Linked DNA regions of Homo sapiens: region 1 is linked to region 2. Evidence: chromatin contacts called from ENCODE Hi-C or POLR2A ChIA-PET data. All regions are on one chromosome and are shown on one strand. The core of a region is the stretch at or near the end of the contact, and the rest is flanking DNA. Distances in the headings are between cores, read along the strand shown. Region 1 overlaps LINC01170 (long intergenic non-protein coding RNA 1170). Region 2 overlaps LINC01170 (long intergenic non-protein coding RNA 1170).

Region 1 (6,714 bases), core at 2,437-4,936, 35 kb after region 2:
TAGATAAAATAAGGTGTATTTCGTCTGCTTTTAAAAAGTCATAGAAATAGTTCCCAAAGAGGATGTTAGAGTTACCCAGTTTCAGCCAGGATTTACCTAGATCAGAAGCCCAGATCTGCACAGTGTCTTCAGTATATTTAAATGTATTTGAAAAGCATGATTCAAGATCATCATCCTCTCCATCCTGAGAGTTCAAAATATAGTACTTTATATTTATATGTAGCGGCCACACATCTTTTTACAATCACTGTGGTTTTTTGCCCTTCTTTCATTTTTACTTATAGCTAGAAAGTTTTTGATGAAATAACTTGAGTTAAATAGTCTTAATTGATGTCTAATCTCCAAGTGATCAGATCTATTCAAAAGTCTACTACTGTAGACATTTTAGTGGCAGAAATGCATAATTAAACATCTGTCCCTAAATATATAATGCACAGAAAGTAAATAAAATAGAAATTAATGTAAGTATTTTTTAAACTTGGTAAAAAAATCCATTTATTTATGGAAACAATTGAATCATACCATTATTGTAATCAACTTTATAATGGTATGATCTTTTGATCCCTTCTCCCCAAATTAGATAATACATAGACTTAGTTATATTCAGATGTATTTATACAAAGATAGTGCAGTGTGTTTTTATTCTATAGCAACCTATGTCTTAAATGTATACATAAGTTTATAAAGTATATCTACCTTGTATGTAATCTACCTCTAGGGAAGTCATATTTTTTTATTTTTCTCAAATGTAAAGATAAACGAGACAATTTAGAAGTCAGTAATGAGCAGTTAGTAATTTAGGAATGACTAACAGTATCTTCAGCTACAATTTTGGAATCTGAAAACTGCTAGGATCTAGGGAGCAATTTTATTGGCCATTAAAATGTTCTTAAGTTGTCCTATAAAAATATAAAGTTTCTACTGATAAGCAGAGCTATTAGTGGTCAGCTTAATTTTAAACAAATTTAAATATATTAATTTTCCTACTAAATATTTAATTATGTATGCTGATGACAGCAAAGTGATTCTACAGACTAGAATTATCTTGGGGTAATCAAAGCCTCAGGAAAATGAAGGAATTTTGATTGTGGCTGGCTCTTTTAACTCGGAGTAGCTATTTATTTTTTTACAACATAAAAAGCCTGTTTTCTTGCTAGCTGGGCCACATGGGAAATTCAACAGTTTCAGTTCCAGTCAAGAAATATGCATTAGGCACCTTCTACAAGAGAAGTCAGTATAGCACAATGGTTAACAATATGGCCTCAGGACCTAACTGCCTGCTCAGACCCTTGCTTCACCCACTTGGTACCTGGTTGATTGCCAAAGTTACTTAACAACTCTGTGCCTCAGTTTCCTTATCTGTAAAATAGGGATGCTGGTCGTTACAGTACCCATATCATCAGACAAAGTAAGTTTAAAAAAAAGTGCATGAGCTTCTTTAAAAAGTTTTGATGTAAGAGTGCTTGATAAATGTCAGCTGTTGTAATGTGAAAGGCACTGTGTTTGGTGCTAGGCTTACAGGATAAATACAACACAATCTCCTTCCATAAAACAAGGCAATTCTGCAAACCTCAGGCAAATGGCCATCAACTTGGTCTTCATAAAACCACCTGGGAGCACACTACAGGACCACTCTAAGAGGAAATGATGACTTTGTACTTCCAACTTATATACTTTCCTTATATCACAAGTTCCTAAAGAACTTAGTCTTGAGGAAAGAGCTAATTTGAATCTTAAGAAGAAATAACTTTCCTTCTGTTGGTGTTCAGCAGCACCCCAGAGAAAGACATTCCCCAGGAATTACTTTTCTGGTCTGTTACTGTTATAATTGGTTTCCAAGTGTTACCGATCCTTCTCACCAGAAAGTGGCTGGAAAACAATAATTCATTTCTAGTCCTTTCCCACTTGAGACAGAATTTGAGTTTATAAATTCAGCCTTAAAAGATCAATACACACTTCCAAGCCAGCATATCCTCTCATCTTAAAATGGGTTTGTTTTTTATGTATAAAAAGCCAGTGGCTTAACTGAGTAGACACTATCATTTTTACAGGGCTAATTGCATTTGGATAGGGCCCTGGGGGAGGGGAGTGGTGGGCTACGGTAGGCACAGGTAGATGGGGGACATCTGGCATTCTTTGGGAATTGTTGACATTTTGCTTTTTTCCTCTGTCACTCGATAACCCTTCTTCTAACAGTGGTAGACATTCCAAGGTAGCTGGCTTGAGCAAACAAAGAGAACTTACTGGCTCACATTACAAAAAAAAAAAAAAATTCTGGATAAACTGCATTCAGGAGCAGCTGGACCAGACAGAACTCAGTAAGTATCAAGGCTCCATCTCTGCACACGACGGGTATGATGTCCCCTAACAGCCCCAGAGTCCCATCCTGCTAGCTTTGTAACGCCTGCAGAAAGACAAAATGTGCAACTTCTACCCATACCATCTCCCTTCTCTTGGACCATGTGCCCAGCCTTGGACTAATCTTTGTTTCCAGGCAGGTAGGGTACAAGTAAGTCATCTGCCCACCCTTAGAGCAGCACTATTGTGAACTAGATAAGAACAGAAGTCTGGAGACACAATACCCAGGTTTGGATCTCACTTTCACCACTTAACTAGCTGCGTGACATTAGGCAAATCATTTAGCCAAACTGTGCCAAACGGATTAAACTGAGTTTATACATGTAAGGCATTAAGACTAGCACCTGACACCTAATAACCACCGTGCTGACAACTATGATGAAGAGCAGAATGATGGTAGTGGGGATAAGGAGGAAGAAGATGCAGAAAAGGAGAAATCAGGGACTGGTAGCCCCACCAGAAGTACATGGACTAAAGGAAGGACGATCTTGAAAGGAACTCGGGTTCATGGCAGAAAACAAGAACAATGAAAACTAGCAATAACTAGCAGATATTTGTTTGTAGCCCCTACACCAACCTGTTATGCCCTGCTTTGTTCCCTAATAGAAGTCCACGTAGTTTGGGTGCTAGAAATATAAAACCTGGAATGTGATAAGTAAATCTCTGTGGATATCCTTGGTGTTATAAATGTGCTGCTTCTCTGCTTTTAAAAATAAAGCATTTGGGCCAGGCATGGTGGCTCACACCTGTAATCCCAGCATTTTGGGAGGCCAAGGCGAGCGGATCACATGAGGCCAGGAAATGGAGACTAGCCTGGCCAACATGGTGAAATTTTGTAAAAATACAAAAATTAGCCACGAGTGGTGGCATGAGCCTGTAATCCCAGCTACTTGGGAGACTGAGCCAAGATCGCACCGCTGCACTCCAGCCTGGGTGACAGAGTGAGACTCTGTCTCTAAAAAATAAAATAAAATAAGTAAAATAAAATAAAGCAAAACAAAATAAAATAACATCTTGACCTAGTAAAGGCATTGTTTAGGACTTCTCCAAATAACTTCCCATTTGTAATGCTCATCAATTTGTACATGACTAAAGGAATGATACGCATGATTGTGTTGCAGGATGGAAAAAACCTACCTCAGACATATCTTTTTAAAAAAAATAATGTCAATCCCCCCAAACTTCTTTCCTACAGGAAATGAACTGCACGTCAGCTGTGCAGGCAGGGAGAAAGGAGGTGGAAGAGGCAAGGGAGCAAGAAAGGAAGGAGGGAAGCAAAATAAACCCACTCCTGTGTAGAGCGTTGGAAATGTGGCACTAACAAAGACTTCCTGTTCCACATAGAATCAGCGCTGGCAGAGGCGGCATGCAGGGCTGTGGGTGTACTCAGCTGTGCAGAGCTGATTATAGAAGATGAAAGGGCTTGGCAATTTATTTCATCTCACACTGAAGCACTGCTGACAACTGAAAGTGAGGACAGAAGGATTCATTTGTTCAACTTCTGTTTTAAAAAACAGACTTCAAATGATACCACAGAGAAAAAGGAGGAAACGCTGCAGTGTAATAAAATGTCTATTTTTAAAAAACACACTAGCTGCAGCATTTTTATTTCATAGGTGGGTTTGAAGGCAAAGGGGTTGGCTTTTTTGTGGTTGTTATCAATTCCAGGGAATGTGACATGCACGCAGGATCAATTACTAATCAAATAGACCACGTTCACCTAATCTGACCAAAGCTCTCGTGTACATTCATCCTTGAGTCCAAAGATGAGTCACAGTGAGGAAAACCTAACCCTGCAGTGTTTAAATACTTCCTATGCAGGATCTTTATACTAAAACTGAATAAATGTATGATATATGATGGAGAATCTATTTTAAATTTTATAATCCTGGTCATCTTAATTTTTAGTTCACAAATTCAGATTTTCTTCATTTATCTATATGATTGCGTTTGCTTGAATTTTTGGAAGAAAATGTTATATTTCCTTTTAAATAAAATGTGTTATGACTTCTCATCAGCATATTTAATGTTTGAGAATGAGGAATATTTTTCAGTTCAAAGACTCATATAAATTATTGTGAAATCTAATCTACCTAGCAAAGTGGTCTTATCCCAAAAGATTTATAGAGATGGGTAATATCCCATACTGGTAGCACATTAGTTATTTATGATTAATATACAAATACAAATGTTAATGAAAAAGATTTTTAAAAAATTCTTCCTATAATCATTAAAATTAAACTATCAGTAACATGAGCATATTAGCCTTAAGCAATTTCTTAAGCAATTCAGGTAAATGATTGATTCCTTTCTTTGTAATTTATATCAGAAATTTAGTCATATTTACTATTTTAAATATAGGTTTTCTTTGGAGGAACACACCAGAGCAATAGAAATGGAAAAGATTACAGCTAAAATACATTCTCTAGCTCCCCTAGGCCTCTAGAAACCATTAAATTTAAGAGTTCATTTTCTAGCAATATATTTGGAGCACCTGCTGTGTGTCAGGCACTGTTTTAGGTACTAGGAATAACAGCATTTACCAGGAGCTTCTGTTACCAAGCTCACTGTGTGAGGCTGGCAGGTTTACCCTGTCTCACTCCAGGAACAACATCCACATAGACAACAATGTGAGGGGTCTGCCTGGAGTTGGGCAATGCACAGCCCTGCTTATGGTCTAACAGAAAATGTAGAAGTAAACTAACAGGAAATCAGATAAGAGTAAGAATTCAATGTAGAAAATAAAAACCCACAGGTAGCACCATAAAGGATAAGAAGAGGGGCCACATCATAAGAGATTTTAAGAACGGTCTTGCTAAGTAGTAGTATTTAAGCTGAGATTGGAATGATAAGGAAGATCTAGCTTTGTGAAGATCTGAGGAAGAACATTCTAAAGATGAAAACACAAGATGAGCCTGGCAGCCTCTGGGATCAGAGAGAAGACCTGAGCAACTGGAGTGCTGAGCCCAGGGGGAGCAGGGTGGGCCAAAGAAGGTCACAGGTAAGAGAGGGGCCACTCTTCAGAGGGGCTGACAAGCCAAGGAGTTTGACATCTTTCTAAGGACAAAAGGAAGCTCCTGGAGAGTCCCTTCCAATAAGGAGAATGATGTTGGAGTCTCATGTAGCACAAAAGCAGCCCAGCATGGGTGCTCCTGTTTTGTCCTGGATGATTCAGAGCCTCAGATGATGGGATCTGAAGATGAGAAGAGCAAGTAGGGAGATAAACTATAATTGAATGATGATTATTTCATTGAGGTTCTAATTGAAAAATTACAATCCAAACCATACAGAAGCAAACCCAAACCAGTAATATTACATTTGTTTGTCTGAATAATTATTTTTCAAAGACACTCAGACACCAAATTGTACATTTTTGCTCTGCTATAATGAATGGTACTGAAACAAAATGGAAGACTGAACATACTGTGAAAAGAATGTTACAAGTGGTGGTTCATGTGCCAGTGGGCTCTGACCCCAGCGTCCTCTAGTTAGGTTATATAGAGGTAAATATTAAGTGTAATATTGAATATTCAATAATGCTTCAATATTGAGTATGGCTTAATTATACATAGCTTCATATTGCATTGTGTATACCAAAACACACCAAAAAATGTAACCACTTTTCTATATAAGCTACCATTTATAATGTAGCTTATGTGTTTCATTATGTTATGAAAATACCAAAGATACTTAGAAGTGGAAAAGCATATAAATCAGAAATGTTATAGGTAGTCAATAAATGTTTGAACAAATAAGTTAATACCTAGACTTTAATCATTTGTCATTCAATAAAAATGTTATTTTATTGAAATTATTTGAGCTGTAAGTTCATTTGAATAATTTTTCTTGGTTTTTATGATAAAATTTAATTCTATCTAGTATGTAGGGTACATATTATATTTTATTGATAGAGGAAAAATTATATATATGAATGAAACATTATCATTAACAACTCCATTACTCCATTTTAATACATGATATATTGGGGAATATCATAGGTATACTCAGTTTGGGGCATAGATATTACTTTTATAAAGATAACTTGGAGGCAGTAATGATTGATTTAGTTGGAATGTTTTGAGAAAGCTTGTCCTACAGTAAACTTTTCATAAATTTGCCCTCACAAAAGAGTTAAATAATAGGGAAATGCTTTAAAGTTATGTCAAAGATGGTACTCAGAGTAACCAGATATATGAAAAATAAATCACTGACTCAAGCACATGAAAATATCAACAAGTATTTTGGCAATTAGGTGAACTAAAACCACATCTGGTGATTTTTTTTCAAACCCTGCCTCTTATTTTTATCAAGGTATAAATTATTCACAGTGAAAAGCAAACATCTTAAGTTTACAGT
Region 2 (7,062 bases), core at 3,784-6,283:
GATCTAAAGCTGTTTAGTTTTCAAATTGTATGCCTTCCAGAACCTTTGTGTGTTTTTGTTTTTTCCTTTAATCTCCTATTCTCTAGGAGATCTCAATCTCGTCAAGGTGATTTTACCAACCGAAATACTTTTTAGGGATATAACTCCTTAGACAGAAGTATTGTTGGAGAGGCTGAGACACCTTTTCCAAAAGTAGCAGCATTTTTTTTTCAAAAACAAAAACCAAATATGCAGATATGATATAAAGACTAGGATGAAGAAAATATTACATGAAGCAGAATGAAATACACCATTGAAAGCTCAAATCTGAAGAGATACAAAGGATGGTATCTATCTTCTAGTTCTAGCTCCTTCATAAACATCAAGCAAATAATTCTGGCTCCTGACTCTAAGGCCCTACCACCTAATCTCCCTACTACCCAGTTTTACTTGCTGTAATATTAAGACCAAGCTAAGCCCCTGCTCTAGTCGGCAAGAAATTTGTGGTAACACCTTCTCGTTATGGGAAAGACTCTTCCCTGGTGTGACTAAGGGATATATCTCTGTCTCACCTACTCATCATCAGATCCCGACCCATACCTTCTGCTTTCCATGTGCATGCTCTGAATTGGCAAGACTTTGAATGCAAATCATAATTCTCAGTCTTTTCATGTGCAGTTGTTCTAAGTTGACTTGAGGGCAGAGTCTCAGGACCCTAAGCATTTGTAATTAATAGTTTTTGCAGAGATTTCTGCAATAACAGCAATGAAAAAGCTGAATTTTTATTCAGTGTGTCCCTTAAAATTCTGGTTGTGATGCCATGACCTGGGAAATGTCCCTCTCCAGTTCCATGTTTTCTAGGCTTAGTAGCTCTGAGTAACACAGGATCTGTGAGAGGATTTTATTTTAAACTCTGGCTTTTGGACAGGGTTATACCTTCCTGGTTGTTTCCTGAATAAACCTTCCCTGATGCCCAGAATCATGAATCTTATGGTACTTTGTTTCTATCATATTTAAAGTGCATTTATTCTATTCTGTGACCAAAATAACCCAGAGTTTTGCTCACTTTTTTTTTTTTTTTACTGTCCATGCCCAAGTATGAGCACTGCTGTGTATATATACATCTCACTGAAATAACTGGATTTATAGTGTTTGAGAGTCCACCACTTACCCGCAGCTGTGCTTCCACCTATGGCAAGGGTAATTCATAACAACAGCAGTGGCGACACCCTGCTTCTTGGTTGCATGGATGTCTAATTAATCAAAAATTTCTGGGTGAAAAGATAGTCTCATGCTGTCTTTGAATTTTGCTTACCCTACCTTAGCTCTGCTCCTTGGCATGGATTTCCTAAATCCGGCATCCTTTCTGTGTGTAAAAGGGACAATCTGATATGGTGGTGATAAAGAAGGCAATGGAGAAAGCATTCTTTACGTTAGCTCTCCCCTGAAAGCCATTTAAAGTTTAAGATGTATAATGCCATGTTAAAAGGAGCAAAGCCTTTTTTGGCCATAGGATTATGAAGATAAACATAAAGAACTTATTGTTATTCTTTTGTAATTAGCATTAGCAAATTATTCCCCTTGTCTTTTCTTAAGTTTCTCAAATGGAACCTGTTTGTGATTAGGCTCTGTGCCAATTTGAATGGGCAACCTTCTAAAACATAAAAAAAAAGCTTTGTAACAGGAAGTCAGAATCTTAATAACACCGTGAGGAGTAGCTCTGTGATAAATCTGGTCCCAGAAACTAACAGTCAACTTTGCTTTCATAGTCCTAAGACTCACAAACAGACTATTTGCCAAAGTCTCAGAATGTCTGGAGGAGGATAGTAAGAGGATGACCCAGTTGGCAGCTTGGGTCATTTTGTATGAGGCCCTCTGTGAGTTTTCTTGGAATTACTAATACAAGTCAGGAGAAAAATAGATACCAGCACTTCAAGCCTTGTTTAGCTTGAATAGTCACAAAGGACTTTTTGCACTTTGTGTCTAATAGGCTTTGCTCTGAAAATCTTCGTCCATTGCTGTGCCAAATCCTGGCTCATGCCATATGTCATGCACAGCAATTACATTAGATAATAAACTGCATGTTCCCTTGATGTACCCTCCCCCAATCTCCAGTCAGTGACAGTGCCCTTAGAGAATGTCTGAGCTTTCATATTTGCAGAGAAACCCTCTGTTCAGACAGCAGAGGATTCATTTAATTTCAGCAACTGGCTATTACAGCTATATAAACATCTCTCTAGGCTTCCCAAATAAGCATGGCCTACATTCCCCACTTCCTTTTTTATTCAGGATAGGGAAGAATTAAAAAAGAAAAAAGCTAATAAATTTATATTAACAAATAAACAGACATAGGATACGCGCACACACACACACACACACTGCCCATATATATACTTATATCAGAAATATAAAATAACAGAAATTTTAGCCCTCCTCCTTAAGATGGTAGGAATATAAAATAATTTGGAAACAAGTGAAAATATTTGGGAAAGACTGGTGGGCCAGGAGTGTTTGTACATAAAGTTGCTGGTCCCAGGTGGTGATGCACTCAGGGAGCTGGAGGATCCGTTTTCCCTCATCAGGTATCGGGGGCTTCTCCACCTCCCTCTCAGGGGTGAACATAGCCAGCCAGGCAGCTTTCCCTGTGACCAGCGCCTGCCTCTCTGCAGATTGCAGTGTGAAGTGCCTTGTGGGTTTCATGTTCCCCTGAGTTGATTCAGGTGTAAGTATAAAACTGATGGCAGTTGGAGAAGGTCAGCATTACATATTCATTTTATTTTAAATAATTGATGATGTTTCCTGTCTCTGCTTACATTAATTGCTCTCAGGTGTTAGAAAATGACTCAGTGAGTTGCCTTTTAATATGCTTTTTTAGAAAGACAGTGTGTCTGCTCTTTGGAATACTAAAAGCCGCATGTACTGTGCAGGACTTTCTAACTGGAGGTTAATAAAGGGAAATTAAACATATGCATTGATGCTCTCTGCTGTGTGGAGAGGGAGAGTGTGCCCAACTATGCACCCAAGGATGTGAGCCATAATTCTATCCAATCTTAGAATAAAACTCATGTTTACCCAGATTCTCCTGGTCAGATGTAGATGGGAAAGCCAATTTGATATTTTCTAAGGTGGTGACACTAATAATGGAGTATAAAATACAAAGTCATTTTTCACAATCAGTCCATAGAAAGATATTCTTTATCAAGTACAAACCACAAGTATTTTTTCAATGAATGCAGTTATCCAAAGGAATAGGATGCCATTTTTAAAAATTGATCATACGTATACAGAAGAGCCAAGTTCTTAAAACAATGTCGATTTCACTGCTTCTCAAAATATCAACGGCCTTACTTACAGTCATTTATAAAAAGGTGTGGGATTTTTTGGTTTTAAACATTGTTTGTAAAGAGAAGTTGGGCAAACAACATGGCTGACTCTAAGTCCGGCTCCATTTGCATATCCTGCATTGGTGTTTCTGTGAAGTACATTTATGATGCCTATTAAAGAAAATCAAGAAACTTCTAAAACACTTTTCTTTGATGCATGCATCTAGAGTAGGACATGAATCAAATTCAAATGGAATCAAGTCAATCAGGATGAGTCTCAGAAGCACACCTGGCTTTTGAGAAAGAGTTAGTTGCTTTGGGGGGTATCCTAGGGGGAAGCATCTTACTTGGGGTGTCATCATCCAATCAGTAGATGTCTGATGGCTCTGTCCAGCAGTAGCAGTCTCAAACCCCACTGTGAAAAGAGGGGCTTCCTCCTATTTGTCTCTTCGATTTGAAGTTTATACAGGAAGAAGAGCAAGAGAATCATAAATAACATTTAAATTTAGGAGCTACACTTTTTAAGTTTTCAAGAAGACAGCAACTGTAACCAAAAGAGCTTTGTTCTCAGGCTAAATTTTGATTGATTAGGAAGCAGGACATTCTCTAACCATTGTAAACCATAACCTAATCATTAACTTTGTGAAGTTAATATTCAGCACTGTTTTTTTTTTTTTTTTAGATGGGGTCTCGCTCTGTCACCCAAGCTGAAATGCAGTGATACGATCATAGTTTACTGCAGCTTCAAACTCTTGGTCTCAAGGGATCCTCCCACCTCAGTCTCCTGAATAGCTACAACTACAGGCACACACCACCACACTCGGCTAATTACGTTTTTTACATTATTTTTTGTAGAGACAGGGGTCTCACTTTCTTGCCCAGACTGGTCTTGAACTGCTGGCTTCAAGCAATCCTCCCACCCCAGCCTCCCAAAGTGTTGGGCCTGCCTGGCCATATACAGTACTTTATACCGCATTGACCTATACAATCATTTACATGTGCACAAAATATGTGTGCAACATGCAGAGCTATAGCCAGGTGTGTGGTTGTGTGCAGACACATGCATATGCAGACAGAGGCGCACACACACACACACACACACACACACACACACACCAAGTCAGTACACCAGCTGTTCAGCATTATTTACAATATATTGGAATCACCGCTGACCTAAAGAGCTGAAGAAAATAACAGGCCATATTTTCAGCTTAGTAAAACCCTGCAGTAGGGAGCCCTTTATGAACAATTACAAGCATTTGCTGGAAATACATTTGCTGATTTAACAAACTGGGTAGGACAAATGTTTAACATGCTGTCGTAATGATGTTCAGATGCTTTTCTTAGTATTCGCTGATCTGAGATAATGCGTTCTTGCCCAATCATGCTACAAAGAAGCAGCGGAAATAAATAAATAAATAGATGTAATGTGATGCGCTCTCACAATAGCAGAGCTGCTGACTGCCCCTGACAGATGGGAGAAAAAAAAAGTCAATATGATGTCTGAGACAGCCCAGGCTCGGCACTGCAGAATAAATTACATGATTCGCTGAATGCCTGGGCTTCGCTCAGACATACAAAAAAATTGGAAAGATAAAAGCTTGCATTGGCTTCAGATGATATTTACTGCTTGATGGATTTACTAGCAGCCCCAGTACAGTCATACTGTATTGAATTATTGGCCTCTATTTAGCTGTGTGTCCGTCGGAGCTTGAGTGTCCATTTAAGCGTAAGTGAGCTGGAGGCCCGCCAAGTCTCTCAGAGGCTCTGGGTACAGAGGAAGACGCAAGCTAATGGCCACCAGCTTGAATAACAGGGAGCTTGAGGATACTGGGGTAGGCAACAAAGCCCAGCTACAAAGTACTTTCTTATCAATATTAATGCCAAAATAAATATTAATGGAGGCTTCCCGGCATACCATTTTTGAATGTGCCCTGTTTTCTTTGTATTTTAACACAAATAGCTGGAAATGACTGTGTGATTTTTTTCTTTCCCTCTCCTTCACACTTTTTCTCCCTTTGAATCTAAGAAGGAATTTGGAAAAGACCATTAGCTTTACTGCTGCCCGTTGTCACAGCAGCAGTGTTTCTATAAGGCAAAGGAGGCAAATGAAATGCTGGCTCTAAGAGGTATACAGCTTCCAATAAAATATATGATTAGAATTGTAATGTGCAGTACATCAGCTATTGTTACAGAGTCTTTACTGCATTGTGCTATGGCAGTTCAATTGGGAAGGAGCCTTCCATGTACAAAGCGCCCGTTAGGAAAGTTGCATTGTTATCATAGCTTCAAAAAAGAAGGTGGTGTGTGGAACAGGGGATATGTGCAACTCTCTGTACTTTCCACTCAGTTTTGCCATGAACGTAAAACAGCTCTAAAGCATAAAGTTTATTAGTTAAATAGAAACACACAAACACACATATACACACAAAGAGGGTGCAGGCAGGTTGGGTTGCGGTGGAGGAACAAAGAGGGCTAAGTGTTGAAGGCACTGGATTCAGCTACCCAGGGCCTAAAGTGTGAATGAACTGTAATTTTTCATAGTTTGTGCACTATAGGGAAGAGGGAGTAACTGGGGAGATGGGCCAGTCAAAGAGAAAGTCAGGGTCTGGCTCATCATTATTTATGGGAAAGATTAGGGGAGGGTTACTGCACAAGGATCCAGAGTGAGACCCACAGCGAGAGTTCTCAGACATCTGTGCAAGGCAACTGCTTCCATGAGCAGCACCAAGAGACCACATGCTCCAGGAAGATGCACATGGAGCATGCCAGCTGACTAAGTGTGCAAGGCCGGCTTCAGGAGGGTCTCCATGCTCTGGCAAGAGCAGGCACAGCCTCCAAGGCCAGAAACCCTCCCTGCATCGACTTGCCATGCAACCCTGAGCAAATCACTTAATTTCTTTTGTCCCTATTCTCTATCCTGTAAAATAGTTGATGATATCATAATAACAATGAACTACATTACAACATATTTAATGGATCAGGTGGAGTATGGATGACAAAAAGGTGAGCAGTGTTTCAGCAGTGTTAAACTTTTGGAGTGCATTTATGATCATTCTCACATTTATTCTCTCCACAGAACAGTGCATGGGTCTTGCTATGCCCATTTTATAGAATAGAAAAGTGAGGCACAGCTACTTAACCCAGGTCGCACAGCTAGATCACAGAAACACTAAGACTGGCCCCTAAGCCTCCCTTCTGATATACTTTCTGAACTATGAAACTTGAAAAGTCACCATCCCCTATTTGAACAGCAGGAGTAGGCACAGGTGACCCAGTGGACCCAGAAGTGCATCACTACCCTGAACTTGACTTGCTGCAGGACCTCTGATCACATCCCCTAAGTCCCTGGCCCTTCTCTCCAGCTCAGACCTGCCACTGTGAGGGGTTCCTGGGACCAGCAGTGTTCAGATAGACTAGCTGGGGGATCCCAAGGCCCCGAATGCCTAGGATAGACATCTCTCGGCTGGCTTTATGCAGAGCAAACTATTCTGAGGCTGAAGGGGCGTTGGATGCCACGGTCCGTCCCGCCTGCTTTCTGGGTGCTGCTCTCACTTTGCAGACTGCTCACAACAAACAGCAACCATCTATTTCATTCTGACCGGTTCTCACACTAGAACACTTAAATCCATTCTTTCTTTCTCTTGCTTTCTCAAAGCAAAAGAATCCATAAGGCAAAAGGAAATAATCACTGTATCTCAGACTCACAATAATGGAGCATAATTGCTATTTTCGTCTTGGTACTTGACACACATCATCT

The links. Hi-C counts contacts between places; a loop is a spot of excess contacts on that map. ChIA-PET counts read pairs that join two places held with the same protein, here RNA polymerase II (POLR2A). Pooled maps may share reads with other maps.
Region 1: a loop to region 2 is called in a map of dorsolateral prefrontal cortex, with 3 times the contacts of the local background. The contact joins two enhancer-like sites. A Hi-C loop is called at or near these places in 2 of 168 maps with a recorded cell type or tissue (dorsolateral prefrontal cortex and ovary) and 2 of 50 pooled maps. POLR2A ChIA-PET finds 5 or more read pairs at or near these places in 1 of 52 experiments (OCI-LY7).

The regions. Positions count from the first base shown.
Region 1 is chr5:124,159,250-124,165,963 of GRCh38, forward strand. All of the region lies in intron 4 of LINC01170 (long intergenic non-protein coding RNA 1170), which reads right to left. Among named protein-coding and RNA genes, the nearest start is that of LINC01170, 280 kb to the right of the region's middle. Within about 2 kb of position 3,687, at least 5 of the 41 ENCODE cell types and tissues checked have a DNase peak (open chromatin) inside an H3K27ac peak, as active enhancers do; they include dorsolateral prefrontal cortex, where a contact is called at or near this core.
Region 2 is chr5:124,123,023-124,130,084 of GRCh38, forward strand. All of the region lies in intron 4 of LINC01170 (long intergenic non-protein coding RNA 1170), which reads right to left. Among named protein-coding and RNA genes, the nearest start is that of LINC01170, 310 kb to the right of the region's middle. Within about 2 kb of position 5,034, at least 4 of the 41 ENCODE cell types and tissues checked have a DNase peak (open chromatin) inside an H3K27ac peak, as active enhancers do; they include dorsolateral prefrontal cortex, where a contact is called at or near this core.